Regions from separate parts of the Homo sapiens genome. Here region 2 is linked to region 1. Evidence: chromatin loops called from intact Hi-C (ENCODE). Cell type or tissue: heart right ventricle. All regions are shown on one strand. Region 1 overlaps ABTB3 (ankyrin repeat and BTB domain containing 3). Region 2 overlaps ABTB3 (ankyrin repeat and BTB domain containing 3).

What was found. Hi-C counts contacts between places; a loop is a spot of excess contacts. Peaks named below come from ENCODE experiments on the same cell type or tissue, not always from the same donor. Only the 100,000 strongest peaks of a DNase experiment are listed, where the experiment ranks them.
Region 2: a loop joins it to region 1, with 2.1 times the contacts of the local background. A loop is called at or near these places in 16 of 110 quality-filtered maps.

Annotation. Positions count from the first base shown.
Region 1 is chr12:107,455,953-107,459,952 of GRCh38, forward strand. The region is part of intron 1 of ABTB3 (ankyrin repeat and BTB domain containing 3); the gene reads left to right. Among named protein-coding and RNA genes, the nearest start is that of ABTB3, 140 kb to the left of the region's middle. In heart right ventricle, no CTCF peak of the experiment used is centred here; a DNase peak (open chromatin) is centred at 2,469.
Region 2 is chr12:107,606,120-107,610,119 of GRCh38, forward strand. All of the region lies in intron 4 of ABTB3 (ankyrin repeat and BTB domain containing 3), which reads left to right. Among named protein-coding and RNA genes, the nearest start is that of PWP1, 78 kb to the right of the region's middle. RefSeq lists an enhancer at 3,660-4,000. In heart right ventricle, CTCF peaks have their summits at 1,577 (motif pointing left) and 1,788; a DNase peak (open chromatin) is centred at 1,572; H3K27me3 peaks cover 328 bases.

The DNA of each region.
Region 1 (4,000 bases):
TCACATCCACTGCACTGTCTTGGCCAAATGAAGCCACAAAGTCCAGCTCAGAGTCAAGGTGCAAGGGCGCTTGCAAAGAATGTGGACAACAGAAGCATGAGAAATGGAATACAAATGTATCATAAATGTTTATTAACTAAATAAATGTACATTTAACATGTGCCAATAACTACCGTAAGCTTTTTCCATATTAACACGTTTAATCCTGACAGCTTACCCGCTGAAGGAGTTACTGTTTTATCCCCATTTCACAGATAAGGAAACAGAAGCACAGAAAGGTTATGTAACTCAGGGGTCCCCAACCCCTGAGCTATGGGCTTGTACTGGTCCATGGCCTGTTAGGAACTGGGCCGCATAGCAGGAAGTGAGTGGCAGGCAAGCAAGCGAAGCTTCATCTGTATTTATAGTCGTTTCCCGTTGCTCGCATTACCGCCTAAGCGGCAGCATTAGATTCTCAGAGTGGCACGAACCGTATTGTGAACTATGCATGTGACAGACCTAAGTCGTGCGCTCCTTATGAGAATCTAATGCCTGGTGATCTGTCACTGTCTCCCATCACCCCCAGATGGTACCATCAAGTTGCAGGAAAACAAACTCTGGGCTCCCACTGATTCTACACGATGATGAGTTGTATAATTATTTCATTATATATTATAATGTAATAATAATAGAAATAAAATATGCAATAAATGTAATGCACTTGAATTATCCCAAAACCATCCCCCTACCCCCAGGTCCATGGAAGAATTATCTTTCATGAAACCAGTCCCTGGTACCAAAAAGATCAGGGACCGCTGATGTAACTTGCTCAAGGTCACACAGCTAGGAGGTGACAGAACCTGGATTTGAACTTGAACAGTTTGGTTCTAGTGACGGTGCATGTGGCCACTTCAGTAGTCTTTCTTTTCTTTTTTTTTTTTCTTTTTGAGACAGAGTTTCGCTCATTGCCCAGGCTGGAGTGCAGTGGTGTGATCTCAGTTCACTGCAGCCTCCACCTCTTGGGTTCAAGTGATTCTCCTGCCTCAGCCTCCCAAGTAGCTGGGACTGCAGGCACCCGCCACCACGCCCAGCTAATTTTTGCATTTTTTAAGTAGAGACAGGGTTTCACTGTGTTGGTCAGGCTGGTCTCGAACTCCTGACCTCAGTTGATCCCCCCGCCTTGGCCTACCAAAGTGCTAGGATTACAGGCGTAAGCCACCGTGCTCGGCCCTACAGTAGTCTTTCTTTCCCTTGATAATCCTGGGCAAACCTGAACATTGTTCACAGCTGCCTGTGTTAGCCTGGAATAATGGTCTGACAAGCTCATCTTTGATGGTAATGGTTGTTTTTAATCCAAGGGTGTGGAACTTTGAGATATGGCACCCACGGCTCATTTAAATACAAACTGCTTCAAAGGCTATCCCAAATTTTATTGCCTGGCAGCAGAGCTGGCTTGCCGAAAGATAGACTCCGAAGTTTTATTAACTGTCACCATGGCAATTTCGAAGACATTGGTTATGCCGAAAGATTTCCTGACACTTCTTATTTATAATGGTGCTGGCGGGTCCCAGGCAGGCTGATCTATGGCTTTTAATCAACTAATGGATGGGGTCTCTGGGTACAGATTCACAGTGTTCAATCTTGTTAGAGCAGAAAAAAATGCTGCGAGCTCAGAGCTGTCCCAATTCCCAACACAGGGACAGAGTCCTTCTGGGCAGACAGCAATAACATGGCTCTCCTCAGCTTGATAAAAAGCAGCACTGTCACCCAGGGCCCTGGAGGCATGGCCTCAGCTGCCTGTTGCATGCCAAGGCTTATGTCCTGTTCTTCCATCTGTACCTTCCCACTTGGCAGAACGGGCAAAGAGAGCCAGTGTGGCGCAAATGTTCACGCTGCAGGAGGCAATCAGGACATTACAGTAAGAATGGAGACTTTGGCAACAGAAAGAAATGGGTTCAAGTCCCTGCTCTGTCCCTTACTAGCCGTGTGACCTCGGGTAGCTTGCTTGACCTTTGACCTTGCTGAGCCTCAGTTTCTTCCTTTGTAAAATAGGAATAATAACATTGTGAAGATTTAAATTAAATCTTAAATGGGTGATTCATTTAACTTTGCACAAAGTTGGGTGTGAGTACCCAGTAAATGTTCACCTCTGCTATCTTTGTTCTTTCTCCTCATCCTCATCATCATTGCTGAGACTATGTCAAGCCCTGTCTAATGTCCCCCTTTTTCCCAGCCCAGTGCAAAGGGAAATAGTGTGTACTGAGTGCCTACTGTGTGCTAGGTATCTTAAATGGCCTTTGTTATTTCATCGTCCCCACTCCCAGGGGAATAAAGCAGTTTTATTGTGATTTGACAGGTGAACAGAATGGGGTCAGAAGTTAAGTGACTTGCATAAGGTCACTCAGTAAGCAAAGGCAGACCTGGGATTGGAGCCCAGTCAGGACCAATGCCAAGGTCCATGCCTCTGGGTAGTTGCCAAGAGGACTGGAGCCAGAACAGCAGCCCCATCGATCCTTGTTACATGGGACAAGACAGAATCTAGGGGGATAGGCCTCCTTTGGAAAGTCTTCAAGGTGGAGACTTGGCATGGTGGGGCCAATGGGGACCACCAAGGACCCTAGAGTATTACACCTGGAAGGCAGATCCACCCCTCACATTACTGATGGGAAAATGAGATCCAGAATGGCCAAGTGTCTTGCTGGGAGATACACATACAGGTAGGGGAGAGCCAGGACTTGAACCCTAGAAGCCTGGGGAGTACCTGTGGGCAGGAAGGCCTCATAGGGCAAGGGAAATCCAACAGGCTGAGTTCCTCTAGATACCCTGTCCCCAGCTCTCCTCACCACCAGCTTACCTGCTACTTCCCACAGATGAGGCCATGAAACACTGAACCTTCCTGTGTCAGGGACTCTGGGGAATGAGGCCCTTCTCCTTTATTCATCTGCCACCCCCTGCAGGCCCCCTCTATGCCAGGCATGGGAATAGGTGTTGGGAGCTTGGCGGATGCCTTGAAACTCTAAGGCCTTTGAGAACAGGGGGGCCTGCCTCCTTCACCTACTCCCCTGCAGAACTTTGCAGTGTTCTGTATTAGTCTATTCTCAAGCTGCAAATAATAAAAAACAATCCAATAATAATAGCTGACATAGACATGTAGGGTTGGCAGTGTATCCGGCACCTCAGACTCATCTCAGTTGATCCCTGCCCCCCACAACCCTATGGAGTAGGCACTGTTATTATGCCCATTTTACAGATGAGGAAACTGAGGCCCAGAGACATTACATAATTTGCTCAAAGCCACATGCTAGTCAGTGAGGGATCAGAATCCATCCCAGAAAATCTGAATTCAGAGCCTTCTCACATTGCCGCACTGAACCCCATGGTAAATTCATTCATTTGTGATTGATTGATTGATTCAACAAGTATTTACTGAGTGCCAGCTACTATGGTAGACACTAGGGATCCAACAGTGAGCAAAACAGACAAAACTCCCTGCTCTTGCGGACCTTACCATCTACAGAGACAGGCCATAAACAAAATTCAAACCTATAGGAGGTTAGATGGAAAAAAATGAAGCAGGGAGTGCTGCAGACACAGTTTTAAGAAGGCTGATCAGAGATGGCCTTGAAGGGGAGGTGATTTTGAGGAGAGCCCTGATGCAAGTAAGGAAGTGCCTAGTGCCCTTCTGGGGGAAGAATATTACGGGCAGAGGGAGCAGCAGATGCAACAGCCCAGCGGGGTGCAGGCAAAGAGGCCAGTTATCAGACCCTAGCTCCTCAGCCATTTATTAAGTGACCTGCATTGTGGCTGCGTTTCTTCTGAGTGAAGCCAGGGCTTGCCTGGTGGCACACACAGCCATGCACAGGCCCTCTGTGGGGCAGCCCTGTGTGCTGTGGGTGGCAGGGGCCGTGGCCCGGCCCTCCAGAGTGCCCCCTACAGCCCGACTGAGCATGGCCCTCCCGCCCTGCAGACAGAACCCCTGGCATTCATCTCTCAGTGACTCTAAAGCAGCCAGGGGGGCAGG
Region 2 (4,000 bases), 150 kb after region 1:
GAGGGCAGGATGGGGGGTCAGGTCAAAACCTGGCTCACCACTTACCAGCTCTGTGACTTGGACAGTTTTCTTAAAGTTTCCTCATCTGTGGAGTGGGGCTTCCAGCAGCTCCTACCTACATCAGGACTTGTTGTGATGGTTTGAGTTCATACATAGAAAGAGCTTACATTTCAATAGTGAGAATTCAGTAAATGTCAGCTTCCTGTAATAACAATTATCATCATCTTAGCTACGGTAATTTTCTTGCCATTTGTCTCTTTCTAATTAAAATCAAGTACCTCGATAGCTGGTAAACACATCTCCTGATGTTCTTGCAATTATTCATTTACGAGTCTGTGAGCTCTGTGAACACAGGGTCTGTGTCTCCCACCTTTGTAGCCCCGTAGTGTGGGGCCCAGCATACCGTAGGTGCCCAATAACGTTTATCCAGTCATACGGAATAAAGAATGCATATTTTTCATGCAAAAATGCATATTTGATTGAATCCATCAAGCATGAAGGATATCAGAAGGAACTTAGACAAAAAAGAAGAAACTCCAATGGGTGTCTTTCTGTGACAATAATTTATAGCATCTTTGCTCCCAAGAAAGGAGGTCTTGCTTTCACAAAGGAGCCTCTTCCAGAATTGGATAGTGGTATGTGAGAAGAAAGATTTTCTCTATAGTGAGTCAAATCTGATACCTCCCTGAGATTTGCACACACACAACCCCAATCAAGGGTGCAGACTTTTCACCACGATACACCCAGACCCGTGCGCACCTCTCCCGGAAGCCTCTGTGATGTGTGCTCTGTGACCTTGCTCTCTTACTCTGGCCCGCCTCCCTCTGTCATGTTCATTTTGCCTGAATCTCCTTCCTTACCCATTGTTTAGGGATCATTGGTCCCTTGGATGAAGCCCACAGCTGCAGCAAGGGGTCCCCCCTCCTCCCCTGGAGATAGATGCTGTGTTTACATTCTGGAAGGATCCATGGTTTCCCCTTGTGTTCTTTCAGGGCCCCTAGTCTCTGGCCTCTCCCAGATAAAAGTCAAGACACCCAGTTAAATTTCAGTTTCAGATAAACAATGGATAATGTTTTTAGTATAAGTGTGTCCCATGAAATATTTCTCAAGTATTTTTATTTGCTAAATCTGGTAACCCTAGCTGTAGGAGAGCCATGTTCAAGGCCCCCATGAGGTGTGCCAAGAAGTTCTATGGCTCAGCCACGTTCTGTGCCCTAGAAGCTCAGGTCTCGGATGCTGATGCCATAGACTGAAGTCAGGCTCCGGTCCTCCAGCCAGCTCTCCCCCACTGCCGGGGTAGCCCTCTGTCTTCCCTGGGGAGCCTTCCAACAGCGTTGGGGTGTTCTTGACTTTCCCACCTGCCATGAAAAGGCCTTAATCCTGGAGTCCAGATTCTGATCAACTCTGGGCCCCTAAGTACCTTTTATTGTCCCTCCCAGGGCTCTCCTGCAAATAGGCCCTTGGAGGCCTGGCCTGACGTTTAGGTCCTGAGACAGGTGTGCAGATCAGACCCCTCATGGCAACACCAGGCTTCTGGCTCCAGTCCTTGGAGTCCGTCTGCGTCCCAGCAGCTCCCCCTGGTGGCCAGAAGCAAACGCTTCATGTCTTGCATCTAGAGCCAAAGCATCTCCTACCCCTGGATTCCCATTCCGGAATAGTTTTCAGACCAAGGCTCCTCCGCAAATATGAGTGATGTGTCAGATGAGTGATGAGGGACAGGCCAGGGGCACACACGTCGCATCCACTTCTTGGGGCTCTTGTGGTCGTTCACTCCTCAGCTACTGAGGAGTCTCAGCGCCATAAACCTGGGACAATGGCCCCCTCTCGTTCCTCACAAATTTCACCCTTACTTCCACCACAAAGTGGGTTCATTAGAGGCAGGAACAGAACCAGGAATCTCGAACACCTGGCTCCTCCCCTTAGTTCCCGCCCTCGGAGTCAGCAAGCAGGGGGAGTGTGAGGGGCCTGGGACAGCTCTGACTCTGGCTGACACACCTGCCTCTGGGCAAGGGTGGTGCATATCTGAGGCGGACAGGCACACATGGAGAAGTCAGAGTCCACGCCCTCTGCTCCATCCCAGTAGCCACCGTCTCAACTCAGCCCCTCGTCACTTCACACTTTGGCAGTGGTTTCTGTCCACTCAGCTGGTTCAGTTGGCTCTATCACATCTCCCGGCCTCTAGGGTTGGCTCAGGCCCACCCTCCGTCCTCTCATAGGGCTGGCCATCCAACCATATCACTCCTCTCACGGCTTTTAAGGATAAAGTTTGAAGCCTTAAGGACTACGTCACAGGTCCTCTAGGCCCTGCTTACCTCAGCTTCTGCCTAGAAGTTTATGCCCCAGAAACAGTGAAACCTCCATGTTTACCCTCACACAACCTGTGTGTCTCAACACCATACTTTTGCTCATACTGGCCCTGCTCAAAGCTTTTCTGCTCTCTCATCTCCTATCTTCTGAGTTAAGACACAAGCCAGGTGCAGTTGCTCATGCTTGTAATTCCAGCACTTTGAAAGGCCAAGGCGGGAGAATTGCTTGAGGCCAGGAGTTCGAGAGCAGCCTGGGCAACATAACAAGACCCTGTCTTTACAAAAATTTTTTTTGATGAGCTGGGTGTGGTGGTGCATCCCCGTAGTCTCAGCTACTGGGGTAAGTAAGGCAGGAAGATCACTTGAGCCCAGGAGTCTGAGGCTGCAGTGAGCTATGATTGCACCACTGCATTCTAGCCTGGGCGACAGAGCAAGACCCTGCCTCAAAAATTTAAAATAAAATAAAATAAATAAAATAAAATAAAATAAAATAAAATAAAATAAAATAAAATAAAATAAATAAAATAAAATATAAAATAAAATATAAAATAAAATAAAATAAAATAAAATAAAATAAAATAAAATAAAGACACAGATAGCCCAGTGGTCATCTCCCCCACGAAGGCTTGCTGGATCTGCTAGTCTCTGCCTGGCGGCTTCCTTGCACTCCTGCAGCGCCTGTGTTCTGTAACAGTGCGTGCCTCTGACCCCTCAATCCTTGCATTTGCCACATTGAATTATAACAACCCATGGCTGTGTCCTCTCCCTTTCCAGGCAGTGGGGCCCCAAGGCAGGGATGGTGACATGTTTACTTTGTGTTTTCAGCACCTAGAAGAGAGCTTAGCACAAACAGGTATTCAATAAATGCTTAGTGCTTTGATTTCATCATTAATTGATTGATCAGTTCATTGTGAGAAGGAAGTAACATCCTTTATAAGCAGAATTTGTAGCACCTTCTTGATTCCATTGATTCTCCTCCCCACCCTTCTCTAACCTCTTTCTTGATGCCCTGGGCTGGCTGGATGACAAATTCCCATGCACCTTGCCATTTATATTCCTGTTTGATCTTGCCGGTTCTCTGTCCTGCGACTGCGACTGTTTCGAATGCAGAGAATCCACCCAGTCTGTGTTCATTCAGCTCCCATTAACCTCTATGTGCTTTGCCCTCTCAGGCCCTGGGATGGAGAGGCTCACCAGACAAGGCCCTTGCTCTCAGAAGTCCCCAGCCTAGAGCAGGCAGTCCGACAAATAAACAGGCAAATAGTTAAGTCCTGTGATTGCAGGACAGGGGGACGGTAGATAAACAGGCCAGCTCTCCACACAGACCACCTGGGTTCAAATCCTAGCTCCACTGCTTTCACACTGTGTAGCCTTGGGCAGGGCCCTTATCTGTGTCTGTTTCCCCATGGGTGAAAGAGAGGTCATAGGATTTACCTCTTGGGTTATGTGGGGATTCAATGAATTAATTCATGCAAAGAGCTTAGCAAGAGTGCCTAGTCCATAGTAAATATTCAATACGTATTAGTCGTTATGTGACTTAGCTCAGTATGCTATGGGAGCACACAGGAGACTAGACAGATTCACAGCAGTCATAAAGGACAAAGGATCAAGAGACATCCGGAGGCCATCATTTTAATTGGAGCCTAGGAACAGGCAATTTACATGAAAAGCAAATGCAATGTCCCAGGGTGCTT